Regions from separate parts of the Homo sapiens genome. Here region 2 is linked to region 1. The links are chromatin loops, found by intact Hi-C in ENCODE. Cell type or tissue: PC-9. All regions are shown on one strand.

What was found. A loop is a pair of places that touch in the nucleus more often than their neighbours do. Peaks named below come from ENCODE experiments on the same cell type or tissue, not always from the same donor. Only the 100,000 strongest peaks of a DNase experiment are listed, where the experiment ranks them.
Region 2: a loop joins it to region 1, with 4 times the contacts of the local background. A loop is called at or near these places in 1 of 110 quality-filtered maps.

What each region holds. Positions count from the first base shown.
Region 1 is chr6:83,043,455-83,051,454 of GRCh38, forward strand. UBE3D (ubiquitin protein ligase E3D) reads right to left here. Exons shown (of 10, transcript NM_198920.3): 4 at 974-1,205. Among named protein-coding and RNA genes, the nearest start is that of UBE3D, 18 kb to the right of the region's middle. In PC-9, no CTCF peak of the experiment used is centred here; DNase peaks (open chromatin) are centred at 3,807 and 4,107.
Region 2 is chr6:82,948,152-82,956,151 of GRCh38, forward strand. All of the region lies in intron 9 of UBE3D (ubiquitin protein ligase E3D), which reads right to left. Among named protein-coding and RNA genes, the nearest start is that of UBE3D, 110 kb to the right of the region's middle. In PC-9, no CTCF peak of the experiment used is centred here; no DNase peak of the experiment used is centred here.

The DNA of each region.
Region 1 (8,000 bases):
ATAAAGGGATTTCTGTTTACAGTGTAAAATGAGGCACTTAAATAACTTTATCTGACAACAACTTAACCTCCACATTTGACGAATTTCCTTCATCTCCCTCAGAATAGTTCTATAAACTAATTTACAACCTAAGAGCTGCCCACCTACTGCATATTTCCTGCAGTCGCTCAGTTATTATTACAAAAATTAAATGAGTTCTGAATGAAATTTAAAATACAATGTTTTAGTTCCCACCAATAATCAGATGTTAAAATGATTCTCTGGGAATGATTTTACTTTTTAAATAATATCTGTATTGACTGGCCATCAGTGGAATGCTTTCTCACATGGGCCAAGCCAATGCCATTGATTTTCTTTTAAAATAAAGTAAAACACTTGTTCTCTGCAGTGAGAGAAAATTGCCTTCTTCCCAAAGCAACTTATGCAGCAAGAGCCACCTGACCTCACACTGTCAAGCACCAACTCAGACCCTGAAACACAAGCTTTATCTCCATTCCTGGGCTCCTCCATTCCTCTTTTTACTTGATGACATCTCCATTTATGACTTCAGCAGAAGTCTAGACTATGGGCAGAAATAGTAAAATACCTCAGCCTAATAGTATAGTAGATATCCTGGAGCAAGACAACACTTTTAACCTAAATCAGACTATTTAGGATAAAATGCACACAAATTATGCAATATTGTCCTAAGAACAAGAAAGCAAGACATTTTGTTTGTAAAATGGTAGCACTCGCAATTCTAAGCCTGCAGAGGTCTTCCTCTCCTTATTCTTCCAGGCGCCTGTGGCTGTTTTAGTTTAAAGCCATATGCTCTTCCTGTTTTGATAAAGCAACGATAGCGATGACAGTTGAAAATAATGAATTTTGGCCTTTACAGCAGTCTATGTAACAAGCCCTTAATTAGGAAAAGATTGAAGAAGTCAGTATCTAAGACAGCCTCTAAATTACCATTTATTTTGAAATGATATTTTACCAATTTACAATGGTTGTCAGAAGAAACACAGCACATCTCCACTGGGGATAGTTCAGGTCTTTGCTGCCACAAACTGGTTCTTAAATTCACCAAGAAGAAAGAGTCTCCAATAAAACAGTCATTCTCTTGCGGATGAAGTGATTTATTAGCAAAGGGGTCAGGATGACAACACCATTCTCCAACTAGAGCTCCCCAGTTCTCACTCGGCAGTGGGAGCACCCTGAGGAGCTTCCTAGTGGAAAGAGGAAAAATCATTTTTCACAGAACAAAATGATACTAACATTTTCTTAATTAAATGACCATAAAAGATGAAAGAAACTCATTAACCACAAGGTTTGCAATGCTAATTTTTTCCCCAATTATAAAAGTAATATATACTCACTACAGCTAATTTTGAAAATGCAAGGAGGTATAAACAAGGAAAAATCATCCTTTATCTCACTACCCAGAGATAAGTAACTAAACATGACAGTGTATTTCTTTGCCATCCGTTCAAAAGATATATCTGTACATATCACACGAAGTTTGAGAATCGTGAATAAACATACTATATCTTGCTTTTGTTGTTTTATTTAGATGAATCCTAATTAGTCCACAATATTCTATTCCATAAGTACATCAAAACTTTTGAGATGATTCCCTCAACTGTTAGATATTTAGGTTTTGAGTTTTTCATTATCAATAACTCTGTGATGAATGTTCCTGTTAGAATATTTATGAACATATCTATTTTCCTTGGAAAGAATCCTATATAAGTGTGAGATGATAAGCACAAACTATATGCATATTTTAAAACCCAACACCTATTTGGTGAATTTCTTTTCAGAAAGGCTGTGCCAATCTATAATTCTTCCACTCACCCTTTTCATAAATGAATACTATCATTTTTCCATTTCTGCATTAGTAATAGGTAAAAGTATTTTCAATGCTGCTTTAACTGGCAACTCTTAAATTACTGGTGAGATTCATCTAGTTTTGCTACTTATAGTCTACTGTGTTTCTTCTGTGAATTGTGATTAGTGACTATTTTCCAGGGTGGTATTATTATGTTCTTATTAATTTGTAAAAATGTGTTCTATATTAAGAGTATTAGCCTCATGCTTATTAATCTGTTACAAATTTTTTTGGTGTTACTGCCTTTTATTTTGGTTTACGTGTCTTAATGGTCAGATCACCTAACAACTTTCTTCTATAATTTCTTCTATTACTATATTTTAGTAAACTTTTCATTTTGGAATAACTTTAGATTTACAGAAAACTTACAAAGGTAGTGTATTAGTTCCCATATACACTTCACCCAGATGGACCTAAACTTACTATTTTATGGTACCATGGTAGATTTGTCAAAACTACACACTTTGAATTCCACCTGTTTTTCCACTAATATCCTTTTTTTCTGTTCCAAGATCTAATTTATGATAATACTTTGCATTTAGTCATCATGTCTCCCTAGTCTCGTCTGGTCTATAACAGTTTCTCAATATTTCCTTATTTTTCAGACACTTGAGATTTTTGCAAAGATCAGGTATTTTACAGAATATTCTTCAATCTGAGTTAGTCTAATATTGTCTCAAGATTAGGCTGGTGGTATGGATTTGGGGAAAGAATCTCACAGAAGTGAAATGTACCTTTCTCATCACATCAAATCAGAGAATATATCATATCAACACAACTTAGTGATGCTAATCTTGATAACTTCGTTAAGGTGATATATGCTAAGTTCCTCCTTCTAACAAAACACAAATACTAGTAAATTAATGTACATTCAGATGTTATAAGTTAAAACATTTAAAATGTGAATGCTACTTTTTTTTTTTAACAATTCCCCCATGTTAACCATTTTCCTTTGATTTCCCCAATCAACTGAGTTGCATAAAAGGGCAATTACAGTTCAGAAGAGGGTACACAATTTATAACTGCAGAGGACAAAGCTAGAAACAAGAAAGGCTGATTTTAGTTTAACATAAGGAAGAACTTTTCCTTTGAAATTAGTATATGCTGCACCATTGGTATCATCAAAGTGCTGAGCCTGTTAAGCATACTGAGAAGTGATTCTTTCAACGTACATTTCCTATAAGTCTACTATGAATAAGGCATTCTACTGGCACAAAATATGAACACATACAGTCCGTCTCTCTTAAGGTACTCATGTTCTAGTAAGAAATATAGACCTACAAACAAATAACAAAAGCACATGTTATAAATGCTGGTAACAGAGTAACGGTTCTAAATTCTTGCAGTTGGCGGGGGGGGTGGGCGGTGGCACCGGGGGAGCAGTACAGATCCCTTTGAATATTTAAGAAAAGTGTTAGCCTCTTTCCTCAAATGTACATTTCTACAAGCACACAAAATCTGCATATTACTTTAGGGGATTCATGGATCCCCAAGACCAATCCATGAATTCAAGGCAATAAACACAAACTGCTACAAGAATAGATTGTACACAGACTTCAGAGAAGAGGTAACATCTGAGCTGGCCTTTGAAAGATAAATAGTAGTTCTCCAGGCAGTGAAAGGAATTAAGGGCATCATGGAAGAGACAATATGAAGGTAGATGCCATATATGTTTACCTTGCCACTGTATTTCTACTGTCTTACATTGCTCCTAACGTATATCATGAGCTCTTAAATATTTGTTGAAGAAATGAACTAGCGTATTTTGATAACTATAATGTGTGAAGCCCCTGGTTGCGTCTGTTGCACACTGGAATTAAGGGGTTAAAAACCTTTTCCCTTGCTGCTTGAGAATCTGATCTTTGGTTTAGCCACCTAGCTCTGTTACCCTGGAAACCAGGTAAGAGCTTAGGCATCCACAATATTGCTAGGCAACACTGCTTACGGTAAAAATGATCCTTGGTTGGTAAACTGCATCTGAACCAGGAAGAAATATGAATGAGCTGTAAATGTCTGATAGGACACTTTGGCCTTCCCTGAATGCAGTTTCTTCTTGGGAACCCTACAAACTATATCAAGAATTGTTACAAGAGATACTGGCTGCTTAAGGCAGGAGGCTTCTTCTGAGCCAGGGCAGCTCCCGTACCTCCCTGATGTGGAGCTTAGGCTTTGTACCTGGAACTACGTCGTGTGGGGAGACAACAGTCCCCAGAAAGGTATGTGAGCTGTCATTTGTGCAAACATGCAGAGCCCCTGCTGAGAGGAATTCTTGATGCTGCCCTGCTGGCAAGCTGGCAAGGAATGTGGCCTGTGGTAGCCTTGTGAGTCCACATGTTTAGTTAACTTAAAAAGACCCTTGGTGGCCACTAAACACACCTTATTTCATTTAATGCTCGCAACAACTTTGAGAGACAGGAAATACCATTTTCCTGTACAGAGGAGGAAAGTGAGGCTCAGAAATGTTCAATAATCTGCATTAAGCCGGGCTCGGTGGCTCATGCCTGTAATCCCAGCACTTTGGGAGGCCCAGGCGGGCGGATTACGAGGTCAGGAGATCAAGACCATCCTGGCTAACACGGTGAAACCCCGTCTCTACTAAAAATACAAAAAATTAGCCGGGAGTGCTGGCGGGCACCTGTAGTCCCAGCTACTCCGGAGGCTGAGGCAGGAGAATGGCCTGAACCCGGGAGGCGGAGCTTGCAGTGAGCCGAGATCGCGCCACTGCACTCCAGCCTGGGCAACAGGGAGACTCCAGCTCAAAAAAAAAAAAAAAAAAAAAAAAAATCTGCATTAAGTTCACAGAATCAGAAGTGATCAGTAACGGCAGGTCCTTAGAATATATTCCTTCCCTGGCAATGCAGAACAGCCATAGAGGAGGAGACTTGGGCAGGTAGGATGGTGGCAAACTGTGTGGGGTGTTCCAGGCCACGCTAAGGGGTAGGGACTTGGTACCTCAGGTGGGTAGGAAGCATTACAGAATTTTAAACAGAATAACAGGTCAGATTTGAATTTTACCAAGAAGAACCAGCAGAAGAAGAGGGCAAATAAATTGCCTGTTTAGAGTGGGAGGGAGTTAGGCCTAAATAGGTTCCTGGACTTTCTCCATCATTAAGATCTTTTGTCTCCTGACATACTGCATGTAGTGCCAATAAACAAACCCTCAATACAGTGCAAAAGACAACAATGTCAAAACCCCCTACATGATCAGGGAAATAAAATTGCACCAAGATTTACAGAGATCTGGGAGACAACTCACATTAACACAAAATATGATATTTTAAACTTAATGTGACCATATATCATGTGAATAAAAGCTATAATATGTCCTAGAACCATCTACATAAGACAGCAGGAGCAAGAAAGTGCCTAATCTGCAAGTCATTGCAAAGATAAAAGAGTTTTTAAAGCAGAAAAAATTTTTTTGATGTTTTGAAGAAAACATAAAACATTTAAGAACAAAAGATTTTAATCATTGCTTTACTGAAAGCATATTTATCTAAAACCCTGAAAAATATACTTTGATATGATCTACTTCCCAAGAGAACTTTCAAAATAAAATACATACCATTTTTTTCAAGGTTAGTTTTTAGGTAGAAACCTGGTGGAGCTCAAAAAAACAGTGAAACGATTTCCTGAATTTTCTCTCAGCCTAAGATTCTATAATGAACAGCAACACAAATTCACAATAAATTAAAATTTCCTAGTTATTTTTAATGTACCATGAGCATAAACTTTTAGAAAACTTAAAATATCCAAATGATATTGATGTTTAATACTTAAACATATACACAAGAAAATGCATGCCCCTTTAATAGAGGCAAAGAAAAATGAAGAATGTGAAAATAAAGGAACATACATAAGGAAAATAAAATTATGCCCCTTAGCTTTAAAATGATCCATTAATCAGTGATAATAACAATGGTAATAACAGCTTCTACAGACTGGATTATAATCAAGTGGACATTAAGAATATTAGTAACATCAACTATCTAAAGCTCAAAATATGGCTGCTGGAATTAGATAAATTCAGGTGACATTCTCTGACTGGCAGGCCACAAATCCTACAAAACTAGCTTTAGCACTTTAATATTATTACGTACATAGTATGATTTGAGCCATAAAAGTATAATTTTATTCCAAAAGTTTGTACAGTGTTACCAATAGTGCAGTTGGTGACTGTACTCTTTTTTAACCTCTTTGTAGAAATGTGACTGTATTCTTGGGAGTAGTTATTTTCAGGTTACAATTGTAGCTGGTCTGCCAAGTGGATCAATCAAGTGGTTGGATATCCTGACATCTCATGTTTCCCAAGATCCCATCTTGCTGGTTTCCCTCTAGGGTCTCAACGCCCTCATGAGATCTAGGCTGACACCTAGCACTACCTTACCAGTGCAGGGAGAACAGGGCGAACCATCCAGAGACCTCCGGAGAGCCACTCTGTTTCAAATCATCTGAAAATCGAAAGGCTTGAGTTTGAAAGTTTGGCCAACTGATTTCATTCACATATGAGATGAATTTATTTCTAAAATACATAAATTCCAAACACAAGGACTATTTGGCTGTTTCTGAGACTATTCACAACAAAATAAATTTTATTATTATTGCTGGATATTAGGGCCCATTAATCTTAACAAGAGCATAATAAAAAATTACATACATTCACACAAATTTTATAGAAAAACTGCTAATCTGGTAAAATGTAAATTGGAGAATTTTATTATAAAGAAATGAGGCATTATTTGGTTTCAAATAACCACAACAAATAGCTAAGAACATGTGACCTTAAATTAAGAAAAAACATTGCTATAATTAGCAGATATCATGTGTCCTGGTGCTAGTATTAAAAGCCATTAATGAGTCTTACTGTTTAAACTGTCCTCTATATCTTATTTCTATAATTAATTTGACAAGAACCTTTTTTATTTAAAAAAAAAAAAAGAATAAGCATTAGTCCCAGACTATCAAATAATCATGAATCACAAAGTACATGAAACCCCAAATACAAATGAGGTTCATTGATCAGGTAATTTTCATGTTTCATAGCACTCTAACAGGTTTATCTAATCCAACGTCCTCATTTTGCAGATGAGGAAACTGGACCCCAGGAAATTAATGTAACATGTTCCCAGATAATAAGACTAGCCAGTAAGCAGATCTTAACTCTGTTCCCCTGCTCCTACAGAGGTGCTCCCAATACAGATAAATCAACATATTCCAAGGTACCTTCCTGGGAAATATGTTTACAATTAGTTGATTTGGGGCACATACATGCTCTTTTGAAAACCTTTGGTCTTGTTTTCTATTTAATGAGCACAAAGTTGTCCTTACCACTCACATAAAACAGATAACTGCGGGAGAAATAAGAAGAACACTGGGTTTGACATTAATGGTCAACATGAAATCCATGTGCAGTTACTTAAGGAAGCGTCTTTTTCCATACAACTCAGTCACAGGGCATGCTACCTAAGAGTTACAGGTAAGCAAAGCCTTGAGTCATTTACTAAGGATTTCTCTGCATTACTGAAGAGGCATGCATATGCCAGGCACACAGGTGTGACATGAAAAGGTTTTTGGGTAAGCCTTGCTTAAATGAGGCAAAGGCTAAGTCAAGTCCACTGTTTCTCAGAGAGAAAAAGAGAAAGGGAATTCATTTCCTCGGCACCTGCAGAGTATGTGAATCACAGTCTTGAAACAAAAAGGTTTGAAACACTAAACTAGATAATTTGCTAGTTTGCTAATAAGAGCAATCTGGAAAAGGGGGTAGAAAGTCTATAAAACCAATTTAAAAGACCTTGTCGAGCATTAACTATTACATATGTTACATCCTTTAACTCTCTTGACAAGTTTGGAAAATAGGCCTTATTAGAAGGCTGTATTAGAAGAACCTGAGGTAGTACAAACACAACTTCCCAGCTACTAAGTCAAGAAGCTGGATTTCAAACCCAGGTCCCCATTCTCCTGCTCCTGCCTCCAGGGCCTGCCGATGGTCAGGGTTAGGGAGAGTGAGTGCTGCCCTTTTAGTTCTCAGTTCCATGACTGTAAAAGGGACTGACACAGAAGATACAGTTCCTGAACAGAAAAAATGGGGGCAACAGATAAAAGATTTTTCATATTATCATCCTGTTCCAATGAA
Region 2 (8,000 bases), 95 kb before region 1:
GAATAAATAAATAAAATAAATAAAATCAGAGATGAAAAAGGAGAAATTACAACTGATACTGCAGAAACTCATAGGATCATTAATGGCTACTATGAGCAGCTATATGCCAATAAATAGGAAAATCTAGAAGAAATGAATAAATTCATAGACACATACCATGTACCAAAACTGAACCATGAAAAAACCCTGAACAGACCAAATGAGATGGAAGCCATAATACAAAGTTCCCCAGTAAAGAAAAGCCCAGGACCTGATGGCTTCACTGCCAAATTCTACCAAACATTTAAAGAAGAACTAATACCACTTCTACTCAAACTATTCTGGAAAATAGAGAATGGAATACCTCCAAACTCATTATAGGAGGCCAGAAGTATTACCTTGACACCAAAACTAGACAAAGACACATTAAAAAAAGAAAACTACAAGCCAATTATCTCTAAAGAATATTGATTTAGAATTATCAATAAAATACTAGCAAACTGAATTCAATAACACATTAAAAAGATATTTCTTCATGGCCAAGTAGGATTTATCCCAGGGATACAAGTATGATTCAAAATATACAAATCACTCAGTGTGAGATATCATATCAACAGAATGAAGGCCAAAAACCACATAAACATTTCAATTAATGTTGGTGCTAAAAATGCATCTGGAAAAATTCAACATCACTTCATGATAAAAACCATTACAAAACTGGGTATAGAAGGAACATACCTCAACACAAAAAAAAGCCATATATGATAGACCCATAGCTAGTATCATACTGAATGGGGAAAAACTAAAAGTCTTTCCTCTAGGATCTGAAACATGACAAGGATGCCCACTGCCACTGTTATTCAACATAGTACTGGAAGTCCTAGCTATAGCAATCAGACAAGAGAAAGAAATAAAGGGTATCTAAACTGGAAAGGAACAAATCAAGTTATCCTTGTTGGCAGATGATATGATCTTATATTTAGAAAAACCTAAAGACTTCAATGAAAAACTATTAGAATTGATAAACAAATTCAGTAAAGTTGCGGGGGACAAAATGAATAAACAAAAATCACTAGGATTTCCATAGCCAGCAGGGAACAATTTGAAAAATAAATTAAAAATAATCCCATTTACAATAGCTACAAACAGAGTAAAATCACTTAGGAATTTACTTAACTGAGGAAATAAAAGATCTCTACAATGAAAACTGTAAAACATTGATGCAAGAAATTGAAGAAGACACAAAAAAATGGAAAGATATTTCATGTTCATGGACTGGAAGAATCAATATTGTTAAAATGTCCACAATACTCAAAGCAATCTACAGATTCAATGCAATCACTGCCTAAACAATGACATTCTTCAGAAATAGAAAAAAAAAATCTTAAAAGTTATATGGAACCACAAAAGACCCACAATAGCCAAAGCCATCCTGAGTAAAAAGAACAAAACTGGAGGAATCACATTACCTCACTTCAAATTATACTACAAAGCTATAGTAACCAAAATAGCATGGTACTGGCATAAAACCAGACACACAGACCAATGGAATATAATAGAGAACCCAGAAACAAATCCATACATCTACAGTGAACTCATTTTTTACAAAAGTGCCAAGAACATATAGTGGGGGAAAGACAGTCTCTTCAATAAATGGTTCTGAGAAAACTGGATATCCATATGCAGAAGAATGAAACTAGACCCGTATCTCTAACCATATACAAAAATCAAATAAAAATGGATTAAAAACTTAAATCTAATACCTCAAACTACAAAATTACTGTAAGAAAACATTGGGGAAACTCTCTAGGACATTGAATTGGGCAAAGATTTCTTGAGTAATATCCCACAAGCACAGGCAACTAAAGTAAAATGGGACAAATGAGATCACATCAAATTAAAAGTTTCTGCATAGCAAAGGAAACAATCAACAAAGTGAAGAGACAACTCACAGAATGGAACGATACATTTGCACACTACCAATCTGACAAGAGATTAATAACCAGAATACATATGGAGCTCAAACAACTCTATAGGAAAATATCTAATCAACTGATTAAAAAATGGGCAAAAGATATGAGTAGATATTTCTCAAAAGAATATACACAATTGGCAAACAAGTATATGAAAAGGTGCTTAAAATCATTGATCATCAGAGAAATGCAAATCAAAACTATAACAGGATATCATCTCACACCAGTTAAAATGGCTTTTATCCAAAAGACAGGCTAACAAATGCTGGCAAGGAGGTGGAGAAAAGGGAACTCTCTTACACTGTTGGTGGGAATGTAAATTAGTACAACCAGTATGAAGAACAGTTTGGAGGTTCCTCAAAAAACAAAAAATAGAATTACCAGCTGGGCACAGTGGCTTACAGCTGTAATCCCAGCACTTTGGGAGGCTGAGACAGGTGGATCACTTGAGGTCAGGAGTTCAAGAACTACCACACAATCCAGCAATCCCACTCCTAGGTAGGTACCCAAAAGAAAAGAAATCAGTATATCAAAGAGATATCCGCACTCCCATGTTTATTGCAAAACTATTTACGAGAGCCAAGATTTGGAAGCAACCGAAGTGTCCATCAACAGATGAATGAATAAAGAAAATGTGGCACATACACACAATGGAATACTTGTCAGCCATAAAACTCAATGAGATCTTGTCATCTGCAACAACATGGATGGAACTGGAGGTCATTATGTTAAGTGAAATAAGCCAGGCACAGAAAGACAAACTTTGCATGTTCTCACTTACTTGTGGGATCTAAACATTAAAACAACTGAATTCATGGAGACAGAGAGTAGAAAGATGGTTACCAAAGGCTGGGAAGAGTAGTGGAGGGATGAGGGAAGTGGGGATGACTAATGGATAAAAAAAAAAAAAGAAAGAATAAGATCTAATATTTGCTAGCACAACAGGGTGACTATAGTAAAGAGTAATTTAATTGTACATTTAAAAATAACTAAAAGAGTATAAGTGGATTGTTTGTAACACAAAGCATAAATGCTTGAGGTGACAGATACCATATTTACCCTTATGTGCTTGTTATGCATTGTATGCCTGTATCAAAATATCTCATGTAACCCATAAATATATATACCTACTATGTACCCATAAAAATTAAGAATAAACAAAATAGGAATTGCAAGGATCTGAAAAAGGCAAGTGTTTGTGAAAACATCTAAAATTGTTTAGAATTCTGTCATTAACCTGGGGCTATGTCCTTAAAAATTCTATCCATACCATTTAGATAGCCTGGAGCAGCTGGTTGGAGCTGGAGTTAATGAGGTAAGATGTGGGAATAAACAGGAAGGGTTTCCTCCACTCAGGGACCAAGGCTATGAAACACTCCTTCCTTATCCTAGTTGAGTATATTTTCCAAGGAAGACTCTTCTGGAGCATTCTCAGTGAGAGTCAATCCTTAAGTTAGGGGAGAGGCAGAGTTTAGCCAGAGGGCTTAATCTACCAGTAGAACCCTTTGCCACGTTACTACTTTGGTATGCAGTGTACAGAGTGGATGAGTGCCAGTTGAAATAGAACTGGGAACAGGTACAGGGTGGGAAAGCAATGCTCAGCCAGAGGACTTCTGGGCCTCAGGCTTGATTCAGTGTGTACCAAGGAATGCCAAAGGCAGATCTTGTTCCTACTGTGCCATTCTGACCAAAGAGGCCCTGACCAAAAGGACGACCATCTAGTCTCAAAAGAAAGAGATGGTATCCTCCTGACAATCAGCCTCTAAAACTGCAGCACTACTTCTTGTGGAGGTAAGGAAGGCTGCCACTAAGAATGTACATAAGGGTCTTTAGAGATAGAACAGTGTCTCCCCATTTGTATTCTGCAAACATTAATCCCATAAAATGCCCCTAGAAAAAGTCTCCCTGCTATCAAGTACATTTGAGAAATACTGTTTACTATGTTCCTCAACTAGGAGGATCACACTACCCCTTAAGCACATGCAAGGGGCTGACAAGTCATGCCACTTAAAAACATCTTACTTTGTTTAACCAACCTTATTAAAAGAGGTTAACATTATTTAGTGGTTAAGAATAGGGGTTCTCGAGCCAGGCCTTGTACTTCATGTTCCTCTACTTATTAGCTGTGTGAGCTTGGGAATGTTGTGCACCTGTGCTCAGTTTCTGCACCTGTAAAATGTAAACAATAATATACCTTCCTTATGGAGGTATCATGAAAATGAAATGAGCTACTAAGTACCAATCACTGAGAACGGTACCTGGAAAACAGAAAGAACTAAAAAAAATTAGCTATTATAATTTATATTATTATCTGATTATTAATATCTAATTTTTTTTTTTTGAGATAGGGTCTCACTCTCACCCAAGCTGCAGTGCAGTGGCACAATCATGGCTCACTGCAGGATTGACCTCCAGGGCTCAAGCAATCCTCCTACTTCAGCCTTCTGAGTAGCTGGAGCTACAGGCATATGCCAGCACATCTGCTAATTTTTTAATTTTTTACATAGATGGTGTCTCATTATGTTGCCCAGGGTGGACCTGAACTCCTAGGCTCTAGTGATCCTCCTGCTTCAGCCCCCAAAGTGCTGGTATTACAGGTGTGAGCTACTTTGGAGCAGAGAAATGCTAAGTATAGAAAAATCCCCTCTCTACCCAAAGAGAAGTCAACATAGTCTCTGTAGCACAAAAAGCACAACTAAGAAATCAGAATTTCAGTCTCCAATATCAACTTAACATTCTTGGGTATGTGTTTCCTTATCTATAAAAATAAGATTATTAGACTAGTTATTCCTTCTAGTTGCAATAGGCCAGGATTCTAGGAAAAATACATAGTTGCCATTAAAACCAGCAGCTCTTGCCCAGTCCTGGTTCCAACCTGATTGCTTTTAAGGTTCTACCTTCCAGACATCTTACCTATATTTAAAGCTGCCATTGCAGGACTTCAGGTTAAGAGCTGGTTGCTGCCCAGCAAGATGGGTATAGAAATGGCCTTGTGCCACCTAACCCCAGAGTTCTGAAGCACACAGAGTGAAATAAACTAGCAACGGCAATGACGTCAACAGGCTGCAACTTGCCTCCTCCAGAGGACACCTCTGCACCTCTAATGCCTACTGCGTTGGTTTCTGGCACAAAAGTTGGGCATCATTCCCATATTCCCTACTGTGGTACTGTGGTCTCCAGTACCCAGAGAGTCCCATCCTATATATTGATCACTTTGCTTATCTGAATCCTGCCAGCTCTTTCTAAGGGCTGAACTCTTCTTCGAGTTTTTCTCATTTGTACAAAACACCAGGTTGCAGTTTCAATGTGGATACCCATCTGTGCTCAACTTTGCTGACATATCTTAAATCCAGACCTTATCTGTTGAGTCTAGCACTGCCCCAGCAGAGAAAGGGCTGCTGCTTCTGCCCTGAGTGTATACTGTACGTACCTCTGTGTAACCCAGCTCAGTCTTTTAGATTTCTAGAATGTCACATGGCTGTGTCCATCTGCATTTTAACTGTGCCTTCATCCACCCATCCAGCCATCTTGCCAGCCATCCAATATTTATTAACTTCTTCCTACATCCAGGCACTATACTAAGTTCTGTTGGCACAATATTGAACAAAAACAGACATTCCCCCATTCATTCAGTCAACACATATTTTAGTAGAGGAAAAAGGTGAACAAATAAATGAACAAGATCAAATAGTGGAAAGTGCTATGAAGAAAATTAAACAAGGTAAGATTACAGAGTAATGGTGATGTGAAGAAGGGGGGTCAGGTTGGGCCTCTCCTCAGAGGGGATACCTGAACTGAGACCTGAACGACAAGAAGCAGGTGGCCATGCAAAGACCTGGTGCAGAGTATTCTCCCAGTAGCAGGGAAAACAGCCAGTCCACAGATCCTACAGCCAGAACCAGCTCGTGATAAGGACAGGGAGATAGAGCCAGTGTGCCTGGAGCAGAGTGAGAGTGAGAGAGCCAGAGATGAGGTCAGAAAGGGAGGCAGGGCCAAGATGTTCCCCGGCCTTATTGGCCAAGATAAGGAGTTTGGATTTTATTTTCATTGCAACAGGATGCCATGGAAGAATTTTAAGCAGGAAGCGACATGATAAGGAATGATAAGTCCATCCATCTTCTTGGGACCACTGCAACAACTTAGTATATGCTTAGCAATATGTCAGTGAATCTCAATCAAATCCTACATTTTGTTGGCTTATAATTGCATTAGAAATAGTAAGGTACTATAACAGAGTGGAAGCTATATTTATAACAAAACCACCAAAAGAGATCCCTGTTGGCCTGAGAGAAATGTTACAATGTAATTTAAGAAGTTAGAATTTCATATTATGTTGTTTTAATTAATAAGATAAACTCTTCTTTTTGAGATTCAGCAGTGATAACAGCTCAAGCAGGAGCACCAAGAGAATCCTAAAATGACAGCTTTACAGAAAAAGAAGCACTGCTCACAGTGACTCAGCCAGAAAAGTAAGAGAATTGGAAATGTAAAGATAACTTTAACAAGTGTCATTCTGCTATTTTATAGCTCTTGCCAATATAGCTCTTAAAAAATGTGCATGAAAGTGAATTTCCAATTTAAAAAAAATCCTAAACACAGGCAAAATTAGAAGCGCCATTCCTCGCCATTATAATAAATGATGAAGTGGGTGGTACAAAGATGAAAAAGCAGAGCATCTCTTTCTAATCCTGACACACACTTTCCCATTTTCACTGATCCTTCATCTTGGAGTGAAGACCTGGGTAGGGAAGATGATTCCTGGTATGTTCCTTATAAGAATACATCTTTCCAGGGGTGACAGCAGGGACCAAACCAGTTCATAAGATTCTGTCAAGTTTCTCTGTATCTGTGAAACTGGAAAAGCATGTGTGTTTCTGACAATAATATTCAGAAAAGGGACTAAAACCACATGAAGTACAATCACCAATAGAAAAGGGCATTGAGTAATTAACATTCAGACCGCTCTAAGAGCTCCTCTAATTAAAGGTGCTAAGACCACACTAATGCCGCCAATTGCAGGCCAGGCTTCATGCACCTGTGTTTCCATGAGATTGAAATGACATCCTTAAAGGGGGCAAGGCCTTCTGGGTCTCACAGGGAAGAAATATAGATTGGTCTTCCTCCCAAACCTCCCATATTTGGTTTAGATTACTCTTTTACTTTTAATTTCTTTAAGACTTGTGTTGAGGCTACTTTGTAATAAAATTCCTCTCAAGTTAAATCATCCATGGATGACTGTTCTATTTCCCCCAATACGCCGTAAAATCCTTTAAGTCAGAGTCATTTCTCTTGCTGCCCACTCACCCATGGCATGCAAATTTCAAACAGTACATGAGGGAAGGAGTGAAATATAAAACTATTGTTTTTCAGCTTCACTCCTCAAAGATAACCACTGTTAAGTTTCTTGTCTCTCCCTCCATGAACATTTGTGGGCATATACAAACTTTTGCATTATTCAATCCCATAAGCAGAACTTAAAGAAATATGGATAGACAGAATTTTAAGTCATATCTGGTTTAAGGCAGTGTATGAATAAATAAAATAAATACAAACTACTGCAAAATAAGGGGAGGCTGTGGACATTCCAAGGCAGATCTAATAACCTGCCTCCACCCACCACTCACACTCACTCCACCCCCAGGACCTTAGTGGGCACTGCAGTTGGTGGCAGATGGAGTAATCCTGGTGAGTGAGTCCAGTTTGGTCTCTGACCCACTGAGTGTTTCCTGGCCAATTCAATCCATTGCTCCAGATCTCAATTTCCTCTCCTACAAAATGAGAAGATGTTCTTTAAGGTCCTTTGAGACACCAGGATTGGAGTTGACCAATGGGCAGCAAATATAAATAGGCATGCTAAGACCAAAGACTGTACTCTATGAGTGCCTGAGGCTCAGAAAGAGGAAGAGCATCACGGAGACAATCCATGTAACAGATTTCCAAGAGGAGAGGAATGTAAATAAGATTGGAGCAGTTTTTTTCTCTCCATTTCTTGAGGTATGATTCATAGGAAAATCCACATCTTGTTTTACCACATAACAGAGGTACAAA